2 separate regions of the Homo sapiens genome follow, and region 1 is linked to region 2. Evidence: read pairs that join two places in POLR2A ChIA-PET (ENCODE). Cell type or tissue: Caco-2. All regions are shown on one strand. Each heading gives the region's core, and the rest is flanking DNA. Links, peaks and the distances in the headings are about the cores only.

Region 1 (5,372 bases), core at 205-5,204, 540 kb before region 2:
ACATCTTGTAATTGAGCCTGTTAATTCCTGAGAAAATCAGTCTGTCTTCAGCCTCCAGCAGTCCAGGTCACTGCCCATTTCCCGCAGCTGAATACCCAGAAGCGAGCCTCTTGGGGTCCCCCATAACCCACATTTAGGGTGTTTTCTTTCTTTTTTTTTTTTTACACAGAGTCTCGCACTCTCGCCCAGGCTGGAGTGCAGTGGCTCCATCTTGGCTCACTGTAAGCTCCGCCTCCCGGGTTCACGCCATTCTCCTGCCTCAGCCTCCCGAGTAGCTGGAACTACAGGTGCCTGCCACCATGCCTGGCTAATTTTTTGTATTTTTAGTAGAGATGAGGTTTCACCGTGTTAGCCAGGATGGTCTCGATCTCCTGACCTTATGATCCGCCCGCCTCGGCCTCCCAGGGTGCTGGGATTACAGGAGTGAGCCACCATGCCTGGCCTTTTTTTTTTTTTTTTTTTTTTTTTTTTTTGTGACAGAGTCTCGCTCTGTCACCCAGGCTGGAGTGCAGTGATGTGATCTCACCTCACTGCAACCTCCACCTCCCCGGTTCAAGCGATTTTCCTGCCTCAGCCTCCCAAGTAGCTGTTATTACAGGTGGGTGCCACCATGCCCGGCTAATTTCTGTAGTTTTAGTAGAGATGGGGTTTCACCATGTTAGTCCAGGCTGGTCTCGAACTCCTGGGCTCAAGCGATCCTCCTGCCTTGGCATCCCAAAGTGCTGGGATTATAGGTGTGAGCCACCGCACCTTGCCCAGGGGTGAGTCTTATTAGCACCTGATCAGATGGGAACTACTGTTCTACTTTACAGATAATGCAACTGAAGCTCAGAGAGGTAAACTAAGCTGGTCAAGGTCACAGAGCCTGGAAGCCAGGGAGCTGAACCTGGGTTTGTCAGACTCCAGTTTTGTCCACACTGATGGCTTCTCTGCTGATGCTGCCCTAGGACAGCTGGTGGCTCTCCTGCTGTGTTCTGAGGACAGAGCATCCCTGAAGGGAGGGCGAGGTGCTGCGGGTCAGTGTGGACTGCTGGGAGAGGGTCTTTCTCTGCCCTAAAATCGGATGGGCTGCCCCTTGCAGTAAGGGCAGGATTGAGAGTGATGAGCCTTGCCTGGGTGCAGTGGTTCATGCCTGTAATCCCAGCACGTTGGGAGGCTGAGGCAGGAGGATCACCTGAGGTCAGGAGTTCAAGACTAGCCTGGCCAACATGGCGAAACCCCCTCTCCACTAAAAATATAAAAATTGGCCGGGTGCAGTGGCTCATGCCTGTAATCCCAGCACTTTGGGAGGCCGAGGTGGGTGAATCACGAGGCCAGGAGATCGAGACCATCCTGGCTAACACAGTGAAACCCCGTCTCTACTAAAAAATAGAAAAAGTTAGCTGAGTGTGGTGGTGGGTACCTGTAGTCCCAGCTACTTGGGAGGCTGAGGCAGGAGAATGGCTTGACCCGGGAGGCGGAGCTTGCAGTGAGCCGAGATCGCGCCACTGCACTCCAGCCTGGGCGACAGAGCGAGACTCCGTCTCAAAAAAAAAAAAAAAAAAAAAAAAAAAAAAAAAAAAAATATATATATATATATATATATATATATATATATATATATATATATGTATGTATATATAAATTAGCCAGGCATCATGGTGCACTCCTGTAATCCCAGGTACTCGAGAGACTGAGGCAGGAGAATTCGTTTGAACCTGGGAGGTGGAGGTCGCGGACGAGCTGAGATCGCACCACTGCATTCCGGTCCTGGGCAACAGAGTGAGACTCTGTCTCAAAAAAAAAAAAAAAAAAAAAGGGAAAGTGGTGAGCCTTGAGCTGTGGTGAGCTATAAAGACCTTTCCTATGTTAGCCTGACTCAGGCCAAGATCCTGAGGGGGTTGGAGGGGATCTTAGGCTTTTCAGATTTTCCTGCAGGCTTCTTGCTTTGAGCAGATGGTGACTCACTGGGCAGATTCTCCTGGTGGAGTCCCTTCTGTCCTGGCTGTAGCTTTGTACTTAGGCCATTTCTTTGCTGTAGGCACTCAGAATCTCAGAGCCCCAGGCTTGAGATAATTTTTCTGGTTTAACTTCTGTAAAGTTACAGATGAGGGACCTGAGACCCAGAGAACAAGGCCTTTTCCAGGGCTGCAGGCCAGTTCCCCTTTGGGTTGGGCAGTATTGATTGATACTCTTCCTGGGAAGGTGGCAATGCTTACGGGCTTTGGATCAGTGCTAGGCTCATATGCTTAACTGCCACTGACAAGGTTTGGAGCCCACGGGCAAGGTCTTTAGTTTCTCGAGCTAGTTTTTTTTTTTTTTTTTCGTGAGACAGAGTCCCCCTCTGTTGCCCAGGCTGGAGTGCAGTGGTGCCATCTAGGCTCACTGCAACCTCTGCCTCCTGGGTTCAAGCGATTCTCCTGCCTCAGCCTCCTGAGTAGCTGGGATTACAGGCGCCCACCACCACGCCCGGCTAATTTTTGTATTTTTAGTAGAGATGGGGTTTCACCATATTGGCCAGGCTGGTCTTGAACTCCTGACCTTAAGTGATTCTCCCACCTTGGCCTCCCAGAGTGTTGGGATTACAGGCGTGAGCCACAGCGGCTGGCCTTGAACTAGCTTTTTAATCCATAAAATGACACCTGGGTGTGCGAGACCCGGCTGACATTGGCTGATGGTGTGCATCTTCCCAACTCTGTGTTCAGGGATATCAGGCTGACATCTCTAAGTCACAGGTAGGGTATTTACATCACGGAAAGTGGCAAATGCTACAGCTGAGGCCCCTTCCTCTCTCCTGCCCAATGTTCATATTGACTGGGATAATTGTCCCTGCCTCCCAGGGTTATCGTTTCAAGGGTTTCTTGGTCTGGTGAGCATCGTATGAGCAGATACATACCTGGAAAGCCTCAGCTTGGTGCAGCACCTTGCAGCAGCTAACATTTGACAAGTAGTACGGCCCTACTCACCTCTGGACCTCTGGACACGGGGCAGATGTGGGGAGGAGGGGCCGAGGAGGGGGCGGGGCCGAGGAGGAGGAGGTGGGGCTTGAGGACGGGGAGGGGTGTCGAGGAGGGGGAGGCGGGTCCCAAGGAGTAGGAGGCAGAGTTTAGCAGGAAAAGGCATGTCCTGAGGAGGAGGAGGGGGCAGGGCTGAGGTGGAGGAGGTGGTTCCTGAGGATGAGGAGGTAGGGCTGAGAAAGAAGAGGCGGGGCCGGGGGGGAAGGGGAGGCCGAGGGGGAGGAGGTGGGGCTCAGGAGGAGGAGGCGGGGCAAGAAGGAAGCGGCGGGCCTGGATGGGGGAGGCGGGACCAGGGAGGGGGAGGCGGGACCAGGGAGGGGGAGGCGGGACCGAGTAACAAGAAGGTGGGACGGGATGAGTGGTGGGCTTTGGTGTGTGCCAGGTGGAGTAGCTGTTTCAGCCGCACCCAGGTGGATTTAGAGGCTCCACCAGCTGGGCCCAGCAAAGCCTTCTGGACTAACTGGTTCCTGAGAACAGAGGAGGGTTGACAGCCTTGAGTGAGGGCGGTGCTTGGAAAGGCCTTGCGACTCTGATAAGGTGGTTGGGTTTGGTCGGGAATCCTGCACTTTCATTGACAAGCCTGGCTGCGTGAGAAAGGCCAGAGACCTTGAGCTAGTTGGTCAAGTTCAGGCTGGGTCTTAACACCTTCTTGCTGATACTGATAGTGGCAGCTGAGAATGTTTTAATACCTGGGACATTTCCTGCGGCAGCCAGAATATAGTAATCTTCCTAGTAAATTACGGTGAATATAGTGCTTAATTATCAGTGTTTTTTTTTTTTTTTTTTTGAGACGAAGTCTCGCTCTTGTCCCCTAGGCTGGGGTGCAATGGCGTGATCTCGGCTCGCTGCACCTCCGCCTCCCGGGTTCAGGCGATTCTCCTGCCTTAGTCTCCCGAGTAGCTGGGATTACAGGTGCCCACCACCACACTTGGCTAGTTTTTGTATTTTTAGTAGAGATGGGGTTTCACCATGTTGGCCAGGCTGGTCTGAAACTCTTGACCTCAGGTGATCCGCCCAACTTGGCCTCCCAAAGTGTTGGGATTACAGGCGTGAGCCACTGCGCCGGCAGTGTGAGTGCTTCTTATCTAGTAACATATCTAAATCGTGTACTAAACATAAGACGTAGATGCTGTTCTTATCTCTACTTGACTGATGGAGAAACTGAGGCACAGAAAGTGAAGCGACTTGTCCACAGCTAGTGGCTAGCAGAGCTGGGATTCTTCTAGAACCAGAGTGGGCTTTGCTGTGGGTCGTGCACTGGGGAAAGAATCAAGTGTGTGGTGGTGGTGAAGGACTTGGAGGCCACCCACTCTGTCCTTGGGACAGTGACTTAACCTAAGCTTCAGTTTTGTCACCCTGTGAGGCCAGGATAACGACACCTGGGGGCCTGTGGGGGAGTGTGAAGTGCTCAGCATGCTTCGCGGCCCACAGGCAGGGTAAAAATCCTTAAGCGGAGAGGGACCCACGTTAGGCAGGTAAGGACAGATCAGCATCCCCAGGGCTGCCTGAGATGCTTTTGGCACCTGACCTCTTTGGAAGGCCTCAAAACTCTTTTTTTTCTTTTTTTTTTTTTTTGAGATAGAGTCTTCCTCTGTCACCAGGCTGGAGTGCAGTGGCGTAATCTTGGCTCACTGCAACCTCTGCCTCCTGGGTTCAAGTGATTGTCCTGCCTCAGCCTCCCGAGTAGCTGGGATTACAGGCACGTGCCACCATGCCTGGCTAATTTTTGTATTTTTAGTAGAGACGGGGTTTCAGCATCTTGGCCAGGCTGGTCTTGAACTCCTGACCTCGTGATCCACCCGCCTCAGCCTCCCAAAGTGCTGGGATTATAGGCATGAGCCACCACGCCTGGCTGAGAAAAGCTTCAAAACTTAATGAAGAAGGTCCACCAGGCGCCAGGAGACAGACTGATGTCAAATCATATGCCCAGAAGGTGGAGGAAGAAGCCCAGATGCCAGTGCCTCAGTTTTGATATAATGTCACACACCATGCAAGTCACATTTTTTTTTTTTTTTGAGACAGAGTCTCGCTCCGTCACCCAGGCTGGAGTTCAGTGGCTCCATCTCGGCTCACTGCAATCTCCGCCTCCCGGGTTCATGCGATTCTCCTGCCTCAGCCTCCTGAGTAGCTGGGACTACAGGCGCCCACCACCACGCCCGGCTAATTTTTTTTTTTTTTTTTTTTTTTTTTTGTATTTTTAGTAGAGACGAAGTTTTACCGTGTTAGCCAGGATGGTCTCGATCTCCTGACTTCGTGATCCACCTGCCTCGGCCTCCCAAAGTACTGGGATTACAGGCGTGAGCCACCACACCTGGCTGCAAGTCACATTTTGAGATGATCAGCTCTTTCCTTCTTCATGGGAAGACCCTTGGGGAA
Region 2 (5,372 bases), core at 217-5,216:
TGTGTGGAGCAACAAGGCTGTTGATTCACTTGGGTGCAAGTGGGCTGAGTCCAAAAAGAGAGTCAGCAAAGGGAGATAGGAGAGGAGCAGCTTTATAGGGCTTGGGTAGGCCGTGGAAAGTTACAGTTAAAGGTAGTTGTCTATTGTCAGCAGAGGAGGGGGTCACAAGGTGCATGGTGGAGAGATGATGGGACTCATTGTCCAGAAGAATGTCACAGGGTTGATTGATCAGTTGGGGCAGGGCAGGAACAAGTCATAATGGTGGAATGTCATAAGGTGGGTTAATTAGTTAAGACAGGAACTGGCTGTTTCACTTCTTTGTGGTTTTTCGGCTGCTCCAGATTTTTTGGCTCCTGCAGGCCATCTAGACGTATATGTGCAGGTCACAGGAGTTACAATGGCTGAGCTTCGGCTCAGAGGCCTGACCATAACCATACCAATAAGAATATACAAGTAAAGCCGGGCGTGGTGGCTCACGCCTGTAATCCCAGCATTTTGGGAGGCCGAGGAGGGTGGATCACAAGGTCAAGAGATCAAAACCATCCTGGCCAACAAGGTGAAACCCCATATCTACTAAAAATATAAAAATTAGCCAGGCGTGGTGGCGTGCACCTGTAGTCCCAGCTACTCGGGAGGTTAAGGCAGAAGAATTACTTGAATCTGGGAGGCAGAGGTTGCAGTGAGCTGAGATTGTGCCACTGCACTCCAGCCTGGAGACAGAGCGAGACTCCATCTCAAAAAAAAAAAGATAAAAAAAAAAGGATATACGAGTAAAATCTTAAGTGTTCATTTATGATCCACTAAAAGTCATCTCGATGTACCACCAGTAGTGTGAGTCTCACATACTATGTACAAACATTTCTCCAGGAGTAGTATGGCTTGTTAAAAGTGTATGAGCAATTAATCCCAGCACTTTGGGAGGCCGAGGCAGGCGGATCACGAGGTCAGGAGATCGAGACCATCCTGGCTAACACGGTGAAACCCCGTCTCTACTAAAAATACAAAAAGAAATTAGTCGGGCATGGTGGCGGGCACCTGTAGTCCCAGCTACTTGGGTGGCTGAGGCAGGAGAATGGCGTGAACCCAGGAGGCGGAGTTTACAGTGAGCCGAGATCACGCCACTGCACTCCAGCCTGGGTGACAGAGCGAGACTCCATCTCAAAAAAAAAAAAAAAAAGTGTATGAGCATTTTAATTTCAATAGATTTGTTCACTCATTCATTGCATTAAAATAATTTATCGAATCTCTGTCAAATACCAAATGCTGTACTAGGTGCTAGAAATAGCATCACCGACAAAGACAAAGTCATTGATCTCATGGAACTGACATTGTGTACGGAAATGCTGTGATAAGCAAACACATAGCACTGCAATATATATTTTTGCTAGTGCTAAGTGTCATGGAGAAAAATAAAACATCGTAAGTGGGTTACAGAATCATGGGAGCAAGATGCTTTTTTATTGTGGCAAAATACACATAATATCAAATGTATCGCTTTAACCATTGTTTTTTGTTTTTTGTTTTTTGTTTTGAGACAGAGTTTTGCTCTTGTTGCCCAGGCTGGAGTGCAGTGGTATGATCTCGGCTCACTGCAACCTCCACCTCCCGGGTTCAAGCGATTCTCCTGCCTCAGCCTCCCAAGTAGCTGGGATTACAGGCGCCCACCACCATGCCCGGCTAATTTTTGTGTTTTTAGTAGAGACGGGGTTTCACCATGTTGGCCAGGCTGGTCTCAAACTCCTGACCCCAGGTGATCTTCCCACCTCAGCCTCCCAAAGTGCTGGGATTATAGGCATGAGCCACCATGCCCGGCCGCGCTTTAACCATTTTAAAATATTCAAGCACTGGCATTTAGTGCATTCACAGTGCTGTGCAACCAACACCTCTGTCTCGTCCCAGAATATTTTTATTACCTAAAAGGAAACTCTACACCCAGACAGAAGGTCATGGAGGTGACATTTGAACGGGAATCTGAAGGAAGAGCAAGTGAGCGCCATGTCAAGATCTGATCTTCTTTGCATACCACCTTCACCCCATATCAACAAACTCCTGTACTATTATTTCGTTCATATTTTCCTTTAAAGCGAGTCTGTCTCTTTACTTAAGAGTACAGTTACCTGCTGGGTACAGTGGCTCATGCCTGTAATCCCAGCACTTTGGGAGGCCGAGGTGGGTGGATTGCTTGAGGTCAGGAGTTCAAGACCAGCCTGACCAACATGGTGAAACCCCGTCTCTACTAAAAATACAAAAATTGGCCTGGCATGGTGGTGGGGGCCTGTAGTCCCACCTACTTGGGAGGCCAAGGCAGGAGAATCGCTTGAACCCGGGAGGTGGAAGTTGCAGTGAGCCGAGGTTGTGCCACTGCACTCCAGCCTGGGCAACAGAGCGAGACTCCATCTCAAAATAAATAAATAAACAAATAAATAAATGTACAGTTATCCATAGAATATAATATTATTTGGCAATTTAAAAAAATAAAGTACCATCTGTTATTGAAAAGAGTCAAACTCTATAAAATGTTTGAAGAAATTTTTTCTGAGCCAAATATGAGCGACCATGGTCCATGACACAGCCCTCAGGAGATCCTGAGAACATGTGTCCAAGATGGTCAGGGTGCAGCTTGGTTTTATACATTTTAGGGAGACGTGAGATGTAGGGAGCCGAAGACCCGTGGGACGTGACCAACTCAGCATTCCACCGGAGGCTACGTGATCAAACAGCAAACTGTGTACCATGAATGCAGGATGTGAGCAAACTCACGACTGCTCCTGCCGACAGAAGGTTTGCCGGAGGCAATCTCTGGCGTGGAGGTTATCTACTGCAACATCTAGAGCCTGCTGTTCGAGGAATGCAGTCTTGCAAGCCTACTCTGGACTGAGCCCCTGGACTCCTTCTTCCACCCCGCTTCTCACTATCTTTTTTGCCTAATAAATACGGAGGGCTGTGTAAAGCTCAGGGCCCTTGTCCACTAGAGGCAAGGTGCCCCCGACCCCTTCTTCCAAATATACTCTTTTGTCTCTTGTCTTTTATTCTTGCGTTCGCCCCCTTTGTTCAGTCCACCAGGGGTCGTGGTAGGTTACATAGTGGTGCCCCGAACAGCGACAGAATCAGGCTCTCAACAATGAGAGCTTACCTCAATCAATACATGTAAAATGTACACTGGCTCAGGCCGGAAAGGCGGGACAACTGGAAGCAGGGACCTCCAGGTCGTAGGCGGATTCAAAGATTTTCTGATTGGCAATTGGTTGAAAAGAATTATTATCTAAAGACCTGGAATCAACAGAAAGGAATGTCTGGGTTAAGATAAGGGATTGTGGAGACCAAAGTTTTATCATGCAGATGAAGCTTCCAGGTAGCAGGCTTCAGAGAGAATAGATTATAAATATTATCAGACTTAAAAAGGTACCAGACTCTTAGTTAATTCTCTCCTAGATCAGGGAAAAGATCCAGAAAGGAAAGAAGATTCCCTATGTTAGGAATAACATGTTAGGGAACCCTGGAGGCAGGCAGATCACCTGAGGTCAGGAGTTCAAGACCAGCCTGGCCAACACGACGAAACCCTTTCTCTACTAAAAAATACAAAATAAAAATACAAAAATATTAGCCGGGCATGGTGGTGTGTGCCTGTAATCCCAGCTATTCGGGAGGCTGAGTCAAGAGAATCACTTGAACCTGGGAGGTGGAGGTTGCAGTGAGACAAGATCGCGCCACTGCCCTCCACCCTGGGTGACAGAGCAGAACTCTGTCTCAAAAAGAAACAAGAAAAAAAACAAAAAAATTAGAATGCAGTACCGATTCATGCTACAATGTGGATAAACATTGAAAACAGGCCTGCCTCAGTGGCTCATGCCTGTAATCCCAGCACTTTGGGAGGCTGAGGCAGGAGGATCACTTGAGCTCAGGAGTTCAAGACCAGCCTGGGCAACATGATGAAACCACATCGCTACAAAACATGCAAAAATTAGCCTGGCATGATGGTGTGCATCTTAGTCCCAGCTACTAAGGAGGCTGAGGTGGGAGGATTACTTGATGCCTGGAAGTGGAGGTTGCAGTGAGCCATGATCACACCACTGCACTCCAGCCTGGGCAACAGAGAAAGACCCTGTCTTAAAAAAGAAAAAGAAAAGAAAGAGAAAAGAAAGCATGATGCTGAGTGAAAGAAGCCAGACAAAGAGGGCTTCATAGTGCATAATTCCATTTGCATGAGTGTCCAGAATAGATAAATCCACAGACGTAGAAAGTAGGTTAGAGGTAGCCATGGGCTAGGGAGTGGGAATGGGGAGTGACTGCTCATGGGGATAGAGTATCCTTTTGAGGGGGTGAAAGTGTTCTAGAACTAGATAGAGGTGGGGTTGTACAACCTTGTGAACGTACTAAATGCCACTGAATTGTACACTTTAAAAAGGTTTAAATGATGACTTTTATATTATGTGAATCTTACTGTGATAAAAATATCCTGATTTCTGTGTCCCAAACCATTGAAAGCTAAATCTTGGGGAGCTGGGCCCTGCCACCAGGCCTCCACAATATCAACCCTAGCTGCCCCAGTGATTCCAGTAGGCAGCAAGAGTTGAAGTACTGGGGTCTAGAGACCAGTTCAAGCATGCAGATGTGTCAGGGTTAATGATATTTTGTACAAGTCCTGGGCCAGATAACAGCTGTTACAACTAAAAGGTCAATACACCTAAGATACAAAGATCTTCTGCAAATAAGACACAAATAACCTAAATGTGTCCAAATATGCAGATAATCTTTGAAATGGGCAGCCACAGGTGAGAAGCTCTTTAAAAAATTAAAATAAACGGGCCAGACCCGGTGGCTCACGACTGTAATCCCAGCACTTTGGGAGGCTGAGGCGGGTGGATCACTTGAGGTCAGATGTTCGAGACCAGCCTGGCCAACATGGCGAAACCCTGTCTCTACTAAAAATACAAAAATTAGCTGGGCCTAGTGGCACGTGCCTGTAATCCCAGCTACTCAGGAGGTTGAGGCAGGAAAATCGCTTGAACCTGGGAGGCGGAGGTTGCAGTGAGCCAAAATCGCACCACTGCACTCCAGCCTGGGTGACAGAGTGAGACTCCATCTGAAAATAAAATAAAATAAAATAAAAATAAAATAAAATAATGAAAAGAGGTCTTTCCTGCTAGTGAAGTTAAAAAAGAAAAAAGAAAAAGAAAAAGAGGTCAACTTCACTATCAGCCAGGGAAATGAATACCCTAGAACTTAAAGTATAATAAAAATATATATATTTTTAAAAAAAAAGAAAATGAGAGTAAAGATGACTTACTAGTTTTCACTCATCAGACTGGCAATCATTCAAAAACTAATAATGCAATGAAACCCAGTGCTTGCAACTATGTGTTGAAAAGGGC

The links. ChIA-PET counts read pairs that join two places held together with the same protein. Peaks named below come from ENCODE experiments on the same cell type or tissue, not always from the same donor. Only the 100,000 strongest peaks of a DNase experiment are listed, where the experiment ranks them.
Region 1: POLR2A ChIA-PET joins it to region 2 with 7 read pairs; 1 of 35 experiments calls an interaction of 5 or more read pairs at or near these places.

Annotation. Positions count from the first base shown.
Region 1 is chr19:14,533,981-14,539,352 of GRCh38, forward strand. The region is part of intron 1 of TECR (trans-2,3-enoyl-CoA reductase); the gene reads left to right. It also overlaps a transcript of DNAJB1 not described here. Among named protein-coding and RNA genes, the nearest start is that of TECR, 7.1 kb to the left of the region's middle. In Caco-2, for the core only: no CTCF peak of the experiment used is centred there; DNase peaks (open chromatin) are centred at 3,131 and 3,481.
Region 2 is chr19:15,070,329-15,075,700 of GRCh38, forward strand. No RefSeq gene overlaps it. Among named protein-coding and RNA genes, the nearest start is that of OR1I1, 9.2 kb to the right of the region's middle. In Caco-2, for the core only: a CTCF peak has its summit at 3,047 (motif pointing right); DNase peaks (open chromatin) are centred at 2,803 and 3,153.